Regions from separate parts of the Homo sapiens genome. Here region 1 is linked to region 2. Evidence: chromatin loops called from intact Hi-C (ENCODE). Cell type or tissue: ascending aorta. All regions are shown on one strand. Each heading gives the region's core, and the rest is flanking DNA. Links, peaks and the distances in the headings are about the cores only.

Region 1 (5,397 bases), core at 1,683-4,182, 150 kb after region 2:
CAGTCTTCCCCCAAGTCTGGGCTTCAGAGTGCTTTTTCTTGCTTTTTTTTCCTCAGTGTCATGTTATGGAACTCCTTCCCCAGCTTTCCAGCAGGTGAGGTCCAGATGAAGTAAGATTTTGATTTTGCATTTTGGTGTCCTCTGAAGAGATGTATATACCATCAAGTTTCTTGGATATGGTGAATATAGAGGTGTTCTGAGAGCTGTTGCCTGTGGGATCCTCCTCTTTGTTTTCTCAGCTTTTCATCGTCCAGCACACACTGCACCCCACCCCCATGCTGTCCTTACCTACTATCTTGCTAGTCTCAACACACCTGAAGCTTGGAGTACCATCCGTAGCAACACCCTCTTGCATTACCTTGGACCTGGTGACTCAAACCAGGAGATAGCTATGGGTCAGGGAGGGTATTAGGCTCTCGGGTTGGTGAAGGCGTTGCAGGGAGTGGTGGTAGATTAGGGGTATGATCAAGGATGGGATTCTAGCCCATGAGGGCCTGGTGATATGGTCAGACCTTTGCTATCCATAGGCAGTGGTGCTTCGGGTAGGTTGTGATGTCTTGGGAATTGGTGTCAGTATCTTGGGCTATTCCACTTCTGACATGGCTTTTCTGCTTTTCCTGCGGTTGTTTCTCAACCATCTACAGTCCCACTGGCCCTCCTGTGTATCATTCAAACAGGGGCAGGAAAAGAAGATGGTCGTTTCTCCCGCAGATTCCAGATTCCTATTCCTAGGCGGTTATACTGTTGAGTAGACTTGTTGAAGCAGGTCAGCTGGGCCAAGGCATGGAAGCAATTTTCCCTGAATGGATTGTTCTTATTTCTTCCCAGGCCCTTCCTCCACACTTTCCTATTCATCATCTTCTCTCTACCCTCCGAAAGCATCCAGTCAGCTGCAGCAACAGAGGTCAGAGAGGAGGAACACCTGTAGAGCCTGTTTTGTTTTTGTTCATGTGGCCGTGCTAGCTTTCTTGCCTTCGTTCTCTCTTCTCCTGTTGCCGCTCTCCTCCAGATAACTTCTCTGGGGACCTCGTGGCCATACTATTTTTGTGATGAAGGCCTTTGGTGCAAATGGGCCCCAGCTAGAAACAGCTAGCTTTGGGGCCTCTAGACTAATTGCAGTTGGGCAGAGTGAATGGTAGCTGGGAGTACTTGGCAAAGAAAATGTGAACTAGCGGGTGTGGCACATTGGGCAGGAAGGTGTTGGAAGTTGTTTGGCTGGAAGGGGAAGTATGGGAGCTAGCCAGGACTGAATCTTCATTAGAATACAAGGTTGTCCAGCCCTGAGCCTGGTGGGATACTTCTGGAAGTTGTTTGGCTGAAAGGGGAAGTATGGGAGCTGACCTAGGACTGAGTCCTCATTAGAATACAAGGTTGTCCAGCTCTGAGCCTGGTGGGATACTTCTGGAAGTTGTTTGGCTGAAAGGGGAAGTATGGGAGCTGACCTAGGACTGAGTCCTCATTAGAATACAAGGTTGTCCAGCCCTGAGCCTGGTGGGATACTTCTGTTGGAAATGTTCGTTTTGAGAGGATCCTTCAAGCCTTGACATCTCAAACTGTGTGCCAGTGACACCGGTAAAACGTCTTGAGCTTCAGCCCTACCCCTGCCCAGACTGACCGGTGATTTCTGTCTCCATTCCTTTCAGCTTTAACGTCTCCTAAGCCGAACTTGATGGGTCTGCCCAGCACAACTGTTCCTTCCCCTGGCCTCCCCACTTCTGGATTACCAAATAAACCGTCCTCAGCGTCGCTGAGCTCCCCAACCCCAGCACAAGCCACGATGGCGATGGGCCCTCAGCAACCCCCCCAGCAGCAGCAGCAGCAGCAGCAACCACAGGTGCAGCAGCCTCCCCCGCCGCCAGCAGCCCAGCCGCCACCCACACCACAGCTCCCACTGCAACAGCAGCAGCAACGCAAGGACAAAGACAGTGAGAAAGTAAAGGAGAAGGAAAAGGCACACAAAGGGAAAGGGGAACCCCTGCCTGTCCCCAAGAAGGAGAAAGGAGAGGCCCCCACGGCAACTGCAGCCACGATCTCAGCCCCGCTGCCCACCATGGAGTATGCGGTAGACCCTGCACAGCTGCAGGCCCTGCAGGCCGCGTTGACTTCGGACCCCACAGCATTGCTCACAAGCCAGTTCCTTCCTTACTTTGTACCAGGCTTTTCTCCTTATTATGCTCCCCAGATCCCTGGCGCCCTGCAGAGCGGGTACCTGCAGCCTATGTATGGCATGGAAGGCCTGTTCCCCTACAGCCCTGCACTGTCGCAGGCCCTGATGGGGCTGTCCCCAGGCTCCCTACTGCAGCAGTACCAGCAATACCAGCAGAGTCTGCAGGAGGCAATTCAGCAGCAGCAGCAGCGGCAACTACAGCAGCAGCAGCAGCAAAAAGTGCAGCAGCAGCAGCCCAAAGCAAGCCAAACCCCAGTCCCCCCCGGGGCTCCTTCCCCAGACAAAGACCCTGCCAAAGAATCCCCCAAACCAGAAGAACAGAAAAACACCCCCCGTGAGGTGTCCCCCCTCCTGCCGAAACTCCCTGAAGAGCCAGAAGCAGAAAGCAAAAGTGCGGACTCCCTCTACGACCCCTTCATTGTTCCAAAGGTGCAGTACAAGTTGGTCTGCCGCAAGTGCCAGGCGGGCTTCAGCGACGAGGAGGCAGCGAGGAGCCACCTGAAGTCCCTCTGCTTCTTCGGCCAGTCTGTGGTGAACCTGCAAGAGATGGTGCTTCACGTCCCCACCGGCGGCGGCGGCGGTGGCAGTGGCGGCGGCGGCGGCGGTGGCGGCGGCGGCGGCGGCGGCGGCTCGTACCACTGCCTGGCGTGCGAGAGCGCGCTCTGTGGGGAGGAAGCTCTGAGTCAACATCTCGAGTCGGCCTTGCACAAACACAGAACAATCACGAGAGCAGCAAGAAACGCCAAAGAGCACCCTAGTTTATTACCTCACTCTGCCTGCTTCCCCGATCCTAGCACCGCATCTACCTCGCAGTCTGCCGCTCACTCAAACGACAGCCCCCCTCCCCCGTCGGCCGCCGCCCCCTCCTCCGCTTCCCCCCACGCCTCCAGGAAGTCTTGGCCGCAAGTGGTCTCCCGGGCTTCGGCAGCGAAGCCCCCTTCTTTTCCTCCTCTCTCCTCATCTTCAACGGTTACCTCAAGTTCATGCAGCACCTCAGGGGTTCAGCCCTCGATGCCAACAGACGACTATTCGGAGGAGTCTGACACGGATCTCAGCCAAAAGTCCGACGGACCGGCGAGCCCGGTGGAGGGTCCCAAAGACCCCAGCTGCCCCAAGGACAGTGGTCTGACCAGTGTAGGAACGGACACCTTCAGATTGTAAGCTTTGAAGATGAACAATACAAACAAATGAATTTAAATACAAAAATTAATAACAAACCAATTTCAAAAATAGACTAACTGCAATTCCAAAGCTTCTAACCAAAAAACAAAAAAAAAAAAAAAAAGAAAAAAAAGAAAAAGCGTGGGTTGTTTTCCCATATACCTATCTATGCCGGTGATTTTACATTCTTGTCTTTTTCTTTTCTTTTAATATTAAAAAAAAAAAAAAAGCCCTAACCCTGTTACATTGTGTCCTTTTGAAGGTACTATTGGTCTGGGAAACAGAAGTCCGCAGGGCCTCCCTAATGTCTTTGGAGCTTAAACCCCTTGTATATTTGCCCCTTTTCAATAAACGCCCCACGCTGATAGCACAGAGGAGCCCGGCATGCACTGTATGGGAAAGCAGTCCACCTTGTTACAGTTTTAAATTTCTTGCTATCTTAGCATTCAGATACCAATGGCTTGCTAAAAGAAAAAAAGAAATGTAATGTCTTTTTATTCTCAGGTCAATCGCTCACACTTTGTTTTCAGAATCATTGTTTTATATATTATTGTTTTTTCAGTTTTTTTTTTTTTTTTTGTTCCAGAAAAGATTTTTTGTTTTGTTAACTTAAAAATGGGCAGAAAGTATTCAAGAAAAACAATGTGAACTGCTTTAGCTTTCTGGGGATTTTTAAGGATAGCTTTTCTGCTGAAGCCAATTTCAAGGGGAAAAGTTAAGCACTCCCACTTTCAAAAAAAAAAAAAAATAATAACCCACACACACAAAGAGTGTTGAGGACTTGTAGCTTAAAAAAAATAAGTTTTAAAAACTGACTTTCTGTATTTATGATAGATATGACCATTTTTGGTGTTGAGTAGATTGTTGCATTGGAAATGAACTGAAGCAGTATGGTAGATTTAAAAGGAAAAAAAAAAAAAAACCTTTTGTGTACATTTAGCTTTTTGTATGGTCCAGCTGACAGCTCCTCATTTGATGTTGTCTTGTTCATTCCTAGCAGATGATAGATTGCAATCCGTTGATTCGCCTAAGCTTTTCTCCCCTTGTCCCTTAATTCCACTTTCTCTTTCTTGTCCCTTAATTCCACTTTCTCTTTCCTTCTCCCACCTCCCGTCCTATAATCTCCCACTTAAGGTAGCTGCCTTCATTTCTTAGAGGGAGCTGCAGAATTATTTTATAAAACTAAAGAAAGAATTTCAAGGGATTCTAGGGGTCATTAGGATCCTCACAGATTATTTTTGGTTGGGGAGTTGAAACTTTTTAAAGGCATATAATTCTAGTTACCTGTGTCTGTTAGCTTTGTGCATTTATTTTTTATTTATCCTTCTTTTGGCTTTTTTTTCTTTGTACCCCTTCTTTTCCTCCTTGTTTGGTAGGAGCTTCAAATATTCTTTTTTTTTCTATACTAAAGGATTTGTTTCCATTTGTGTAATTGGCTGTGTACTTTTCTTTTCTAAAAAAAGTTTTTGGTTAGGGATTTGGTTTTTGGTTTTGTGTTTGTTTTTTCTTTCCTCTCTCAGAAAAAAAAATTTCATGCTTTAAATAAAATCCAAAGACACACCCTTTCACTGCTGATGCAGAAAAAAGGGAAAGGGTTCTTGTTACTTGAGAATTTGTTTCTGATTTAAACAAACAAGACTTAGTTTAATAAAAGAAAGAGAAAAACAAAAGATTCCCAGGTTGTTATGTGCTTCTTCTGCAAGCAGAGAGGCAAATGTTAATGACAATTCCATATACCAAAAGACACATTTTTTACTTCAAAGTTTTGTCCTTGTGTTAGGCAGTCTGAGCAGCGAGTGATCCAGAGCGCAGCCAACAAAGCAGCAGATAGCAGTGTACAGAAAGCAAAAAAGGAACTGTATGTGAGGCACTTGTTTCTGTTAATATCCATATTCCTGTTAACACACACCCTTTCTCATGTAAAAAGAAAAATAAATAAATGGTCTGAACTTTGAAAACTTTGTGCTGCTAAAACATAGATTTTGGAGACAAATAAATAGATGCTTTGCTGTTTCACTTTCATAGCTAAACATCAACAGAAACCATCTCCCCTTGCCCCCAAAGTGTGA
Region 2 (5,397 bases), core at 1,629-4,128:
GGTGCCACATAATGGGGCAAAGGTGTGAACTCAATGTTGAATTCTTTCAACTTGCTGAGGACTTGGACTCAAAGGGCAGATTTGAATACGTCTAGTCCCAACAGGTGTTTCTGGTTTTTTTGTTTTGAAAGGGAAATCATAAGGGAACAATTAGGCATTGTCAGGAACATAGTCAGGAAAAGGCAAGAGTTTTTAAATAATTATATGATCCACCTGAACCATGTACTTTATTCTGTTTTACACATCAGTTGAAACTGTAAATACTAGTAAGTGTAGGGTGGGAAAGGCTGTTACTATGAAAACCATTTCGGTAGTATTGAGTAAGTATATATTTAATACTTAACAGAAATTGATTTTTAGCACTTACAGCAGCCGGGATGTAGAATGAAAGTTAAAATTTTCTAATGGCAGAAAATCTGTCACTCATAGAAATACTGGCGACTGTAGAAACTAGCAACATTAGGGTGGTGACTTGGGATGGTGTTGGCAAATACAGCAAAGAAAACTGTGGAATTCTCAGTGATGTGAATTTCATTCTTTTTCTTTGTATAAAAAGAAATTTATATGACATTAAAAAAAAATAGAAACAGGGTCTCACTATGTTGCCCAGGCTGGTCTCAAACTCCTGGGCTCAAGTGGTCCTCCTACCTTGGCCTCCAAACGTAAATTTCAGATAAGCAACAATGATGTTTTGTGTAAGTGTATCTCATAAATTATACTTACACTTACCTGAAATTCACATTTAACTGGGCATCCCGTGTTTTGTTTAGCAGCTCTACCTCTGGATAGCCTAGAAATTTGTTCATAATGACCTGCCAGCAGGCTCTATAGAAGTGTAAAGAGAGCTATGTGGCTTCCTTGTTTGTGAAACCCGTTTTCTTCCAGTGGTTCCCAACAAAAGAAATTTACAAATGCCTCTAATGATGATATCCAGTTTTTGTTATTTATAGAAAAGTGTCCTATCCAATATTCACATTTTGTGTGTTAAGTAAAATGCTTTCCTATAAAGAAATCTGAAATTTTCTCTAGAGCTGTTTGTTCAAACTTACTTTTCAGTCATTTTTTTCATGAGTCCCTTTTATTGAAATGCCTTTGCGTCACACAGTGGACATCAGGAGGCCTGGTTCGGTCACCAGCAACTTGGCCAGATGTTGAAGCTGCCCCTGGTTCACTCCAGGCCTTCTTGGTCTCCTCCTGCACTGGTTACTTATATGTAGACCATGAAAATTCACAGCACGTGAGCATTGCTCACAGTGCGTGGGAGACCCTGTGTGCCTATGGTGTATAGGTCGCTAATAGGGAATGCAGAGAGTAGGTTTAAATTGGGACTAATCATCAAGAATGATTAGGAGATGTTCTCTAGGGTCCCCCTCCTGGTTCTGTAAAAGGCAAACTAGTTAGAAGGTTAGAAATGTTTATCTACTGATAGTGTTTGGTTTGTAACCTGTTAATGAGTGGAGCATGTTCCCGGACTCAGGATGAGAGCCTCCAAAGCATAGCCAGTCTCTTAGGTCAACAGTGATACCCACATTGCCTTGGCAGGGCCGGCCTGTGCACTGGGGTTGCTGAAGGGGTTTACACCCACCTGCTGTTCCTTTTGAGTCTCTCTTCCTGTCTTCTGTCGCTGGCAGTATGCTCTTCCTGGAGGATGACTGGACCTTTCTAACCCCTTCTGAGCTGACCTCTGTGGAGTTTTCTTGGTGGCACGTGTCACACCGGGGCATCCGTGTCTTCCTGCTGCCCCTCAGAATGAGACAGAAGTCTGGGTTCTGGGTGGAAGGCATCCTTGCATTGGCTACCCTGACTTCTTCTCCTCCCATGGGTTCAGACCCCAGCCCTCAGGACCCAAGAGGCACAGGATTTCCCAGATTTCCCTGTGCAGCTTCTGGGAGACTGAAATCACTGGGAAGGGGTCTTCGTTCCCTGGGTCAACAACATTTGTGGAGTACTGATTTTGTGCTGGCCATTGAAGTAGGATTTTGTACAGACTCAGGCTCACGAATGTGTAATGTGTTACTAAAAAACTTGTTTGGGGCCATGGCTCACACCTGTAAACTCAACACAGGGAGGCTGAGGCAGGAGAACCACTTGAGCCCGGGAGTTCAAGACCAGCCTGGGCAACATAAACAGACCCTGTCTCTATAAAAAAATTTAAAAAATTAGCCAGGTGTGGCGGCACACACCTCTGGTCCTAGCTGCAGTGGGGACTGAGGTGGGAGGATCAGCTGAGCCTGAGAGTTCAAGACCAGCCTGGGCAACATAGCCAGACCTCATCTCTACAAAAAATAAAAAAATTATCAGGGTGTGGTGGTGCTTATAGTCCCAGCTACATGAGAGGGCTGCGGTGGGAGGATTGCTTGAGCCGAGGAGGTCAAGGCTGCAGTGAGCCATGATCACAGCACTGCACACAACCTCTGCCTCCCGGGTTCAAGTGATTCTCCTGCCTCAGCCTCCCAAGTAGCTGGGATTACAGGCGCCTGCCACCATACCCGGCTAATTTTTGTGTTTTTAGTAGAGACAGGGTTTCACCGTGTTGGCCAGGCTGGTCTCGAACTCCTGACCTCAAGTGATCCGCCCACTTGGGCCTCCCAAAGTGCTGGGATTACAGGCCTGAGCCACTGCACCCAGCCTGTATCTATGGGCCTTCGGGACAATGAGAATGATAATGTCGGGGTTTGGTGTTTGCTCCCAGACCCCTTTTGCCCTTGGGAGCGAGTCTGTGTCACTGCAGTGGTCCTGCAGATGCCTGTTGGCGCTACTGAAGATCTGGGAGGAGCTCCGATTGTGTTTATGGCAGGGAGTGTCTTAGCAGAGTGGCTCCATCTAGCTTTAGAACATGTCTTGCTGGTTTCGAACAGGGCTTGTTTGATTTGAATGTTTCATGTTCCAGATTCTTTACGAACTGCTCATTGTCGCAGGCCCAGGAAGGTTCTCTGAGCAGCATCGGATGTTTTTGCTCTGTGGAGGGTACTCTGTGCCTCGAGATGGGGGTGGGGGAGATCAAAGGTAACCCCACTGGCTCGTCCCCAGCTGAGGAGTCCCCTGCTCCAAGATGGTTTTCACTGTGGTCCTCCCATAGCTCCTGTGCCTTTGTCTTCTATACTTCCCCTCTACCGCCATGTCTCTTGTTTTCTAAAATAATTATAGATAGAGAAGCATGGGGAATATTCCTCGGCTCCTCTAGTGAGCCAGGCCAAGTGGCGCGGGTCCCAGGGCTATGTGTCCTAGACATGAGTCAGCAAGTGTGACTCCGAAGCCAGCTGTGCTTGAGGAAGCACTGTGGGGAGTGATTTGGCTGGAGACTTCTGTTTGTGCGTGGTTGTTCACTTTCTGGTTCTCAGATTAGGCTCTGACCATTTTCATTATTAATTTTTTTTTGCCCAGACTGGGTTCACATTAGTGATGGCTGCAGCTGTCAGCGGAGGAAGACCAAACAACTCCTCCAGGGACAAGAGCTCTGACCTCTGTCCCGTCTCTTTGTGTCCAACTCGGAATCCATACTCGGCTCTCTTCACCTCCAGGGTCTTGCCGCCCTAATTCATGTCTCTGAGTGTTTAGTGCTTTGGGGTTATCCAAAACTCATGCCTTGGGGGCGTGCCGATTTGCTCTGAGGTGGTGAGTTCTCGAGTGACACCTCTGTGGATGGCTATTCCTCCCTGATGTTCTAGCTAGCTTCCCGAGGGACCCACCAAATTCTCCAGAAACTCCCTCTCCCTTCCCGCTGCCTCCCGCAAACACATTCGGACGCCTGTCTTCTTTTCCTGGCCTGTGCTTTCTTCCTCTTGGAGTGTGGCATTTGGAATCAAGTCACCTGGGGAGATTTCAGACAACAGCCACAAAGCCCAGCTCCGCTGAGGGGAGACTAATTACACAGCTAATTAATCCAACAGATGTCATTTTAAGTGCTCATTTCTGTGTGATTTGGTTACACACGCCCTGCGTTGCTGAGATGGGCACGGGGCCCTGTTGGAAAGTATCTTTTATTTTTTAATCAGACTTTAAGGAAGAGCATATTTCCTGTCCATCTTTTATGCTCTAGTGACATATCCCTGGTTTTCCAGAACTGTCTCTCCAGCTGCTGTACCCACACACGGCATCTCTGCCCCACACGGGTGTCACACTGTTTGGCACCACGCTGGTCTCTGCGTCATGTGCTAGGTGGTTTCACCAACTGGTTCGTAAACCTCTTGAGGACCTGGATTGCCTTCAGTTTTGTGAGTTTCTCAAGAATGCAGCACAAGTAGACATCAGCAGGTGGTTATCCGTTTCTCTCCATTTACTCTCTTGTCTTTACTGACAGCAAGTTTCTTTGCAAGAAAAGTAGCTGAGGAGTGTCTGAAAGGTGTTGTTTTACAAGTGGAGGGTTAAGAAGTATAGGACACCAGTGATTGTTGGAAAACTGAAAAAGTCGTGCATAGGACAAACAAACCAAAAAAAGGCTCTTGGAGGCAGAGGAGGAAGGTCAGGAAGTGAGAGGAGATGGTGTTTTCCTTCCTTCCCTCTGCAGTGGTAGAAGTGGAACAGAGAGGATGGAAAGGTACTGCCTTCTGCAGGTGGCGTGGGAGCAGCTGCGGGGTGTAGCATGGCGGTGGCCCTGAAGCTGGCAGCCTGTACTCATGGAAGTCACCTGGTCCTCCATGGGGGCTGGCACCCAAGGCCCAAGGCCGCATTGCCCAGCAACCCCTCACTCTGAATCATGCCCACTCTGGGAGTTGACTCACCATGTCCCCTCCCAGTTGCTGGATCCAGAAGTGACACTTTTCACCACTAGTAGGACAGGTCGCCAGTGGTTTCTGTGTTGCTGACTCTGTCGGCTGTGTCCTAATTCGCCGGACCTTTCAGCCGCCTTTGCCACTCTTGCCCTTTGTCTATCTCTGTTGGCTTCTCTTCTGTGACTTCACGATGAGTGTTATTATGCCCCCAGGCTTGTCCCAGAGCCCCTTCTTTTTTCTGTCTGTAACTCTCCCTAAGTATCTCATTCAGTCCAGTGGTTTTAAACCCCATCTACTTTCTGATGACATCTGAATCTGTCCCTAGCCTAGGCCTCTTCCTGTATCCAGCTCCCCACCTGGCATTTGCATTCGAATGTCTGAGAATGAACTCCGCAGGCTTAGCATGGTGCAGAAAGGACTCTGTGACCAGAACCCCCAAATGCTTATGGGCTCCCCCATCTCGGTTAGGGCCACCTCCAGCATATCATTTGCTTAACCCAAAAAGCTGGGAACTATCTGTGGGGCTCCTTGTCTTTTGCTCCCCTACAGCCAAACCATCAGCAAGTTCTGTGGGTGCTTCCTTCAAAAATACATTTGCACCACCACCCTCCCAGGCCAGCCCCCATCGTCTCTCTGTATTTCAACTCTCCCCCGCCTCTACTCTTGCCCTTTACAATCCCCTCTC

What was found. A loop is a pair of places that touch in the nucleus more often than their neighbours do. Peaks named below come from ENCODE experiments on the same cell type or tissue, not always from the same donor. Only the 100,000 strongest peaks of a DNase experiment are listed, where the experiment ranks them.
Region 1: it touches region 2 in a loop (2.8-fold over the local background); 2 of 110 quality-filtered maps call a loop at or near these places.

What each region holds. Positions count from the first base shown.
Region 1 is chr16:72,785,095-72,790,491 of GRCh38, reverse strand. It overlaps ZFHX3 (zinc finger homeobox 3), which reads left to right. Exons shown (of 10, transcript NM_006885.4): 10 at 1,644-5,397. The coding sequence ends at 3,328. All of the region lies in intron 3 of ZFHX3-AS1 (ZFHX3 antisense RNA 1), which reads right to left. Among named protein-coding and RNA genes, the nearest start is that of ZFHX3-AS1, 120 kb to the right of the region's middle. RefSeq lists an enhancer at 1,359-1,974. In ascending aorta, for the core only: no CTCF peak of the experiment used is centred there; a DNase peak (open chromatin) is centred at 2,841; H3K4me3 peaks cover 2,205 bases; H3K27ac peaks cover 2,500 bases.
Region 2 is chr16:72,936,839-72,942,235 of GRCh38, reverse strand. The region is part of intron 3 of ZFHX3 (zinc finger homeobox 3); the gene reads left to right. Among named protein-coding and RNA genes, the nearest start is that of ZFHX3, 110 kb to the left of the region's middle. RefSeq lists an enhancer at 3,092-3,386. In ascending aorta, for the core only: a CTCF peak has its summit at 2,819; DNase peaks (open chromatin) are centred at 2,915 and 3,245; H3K4me3 peaks cover 1,443 bases; H3K27ac peaks cover 2,500 bases.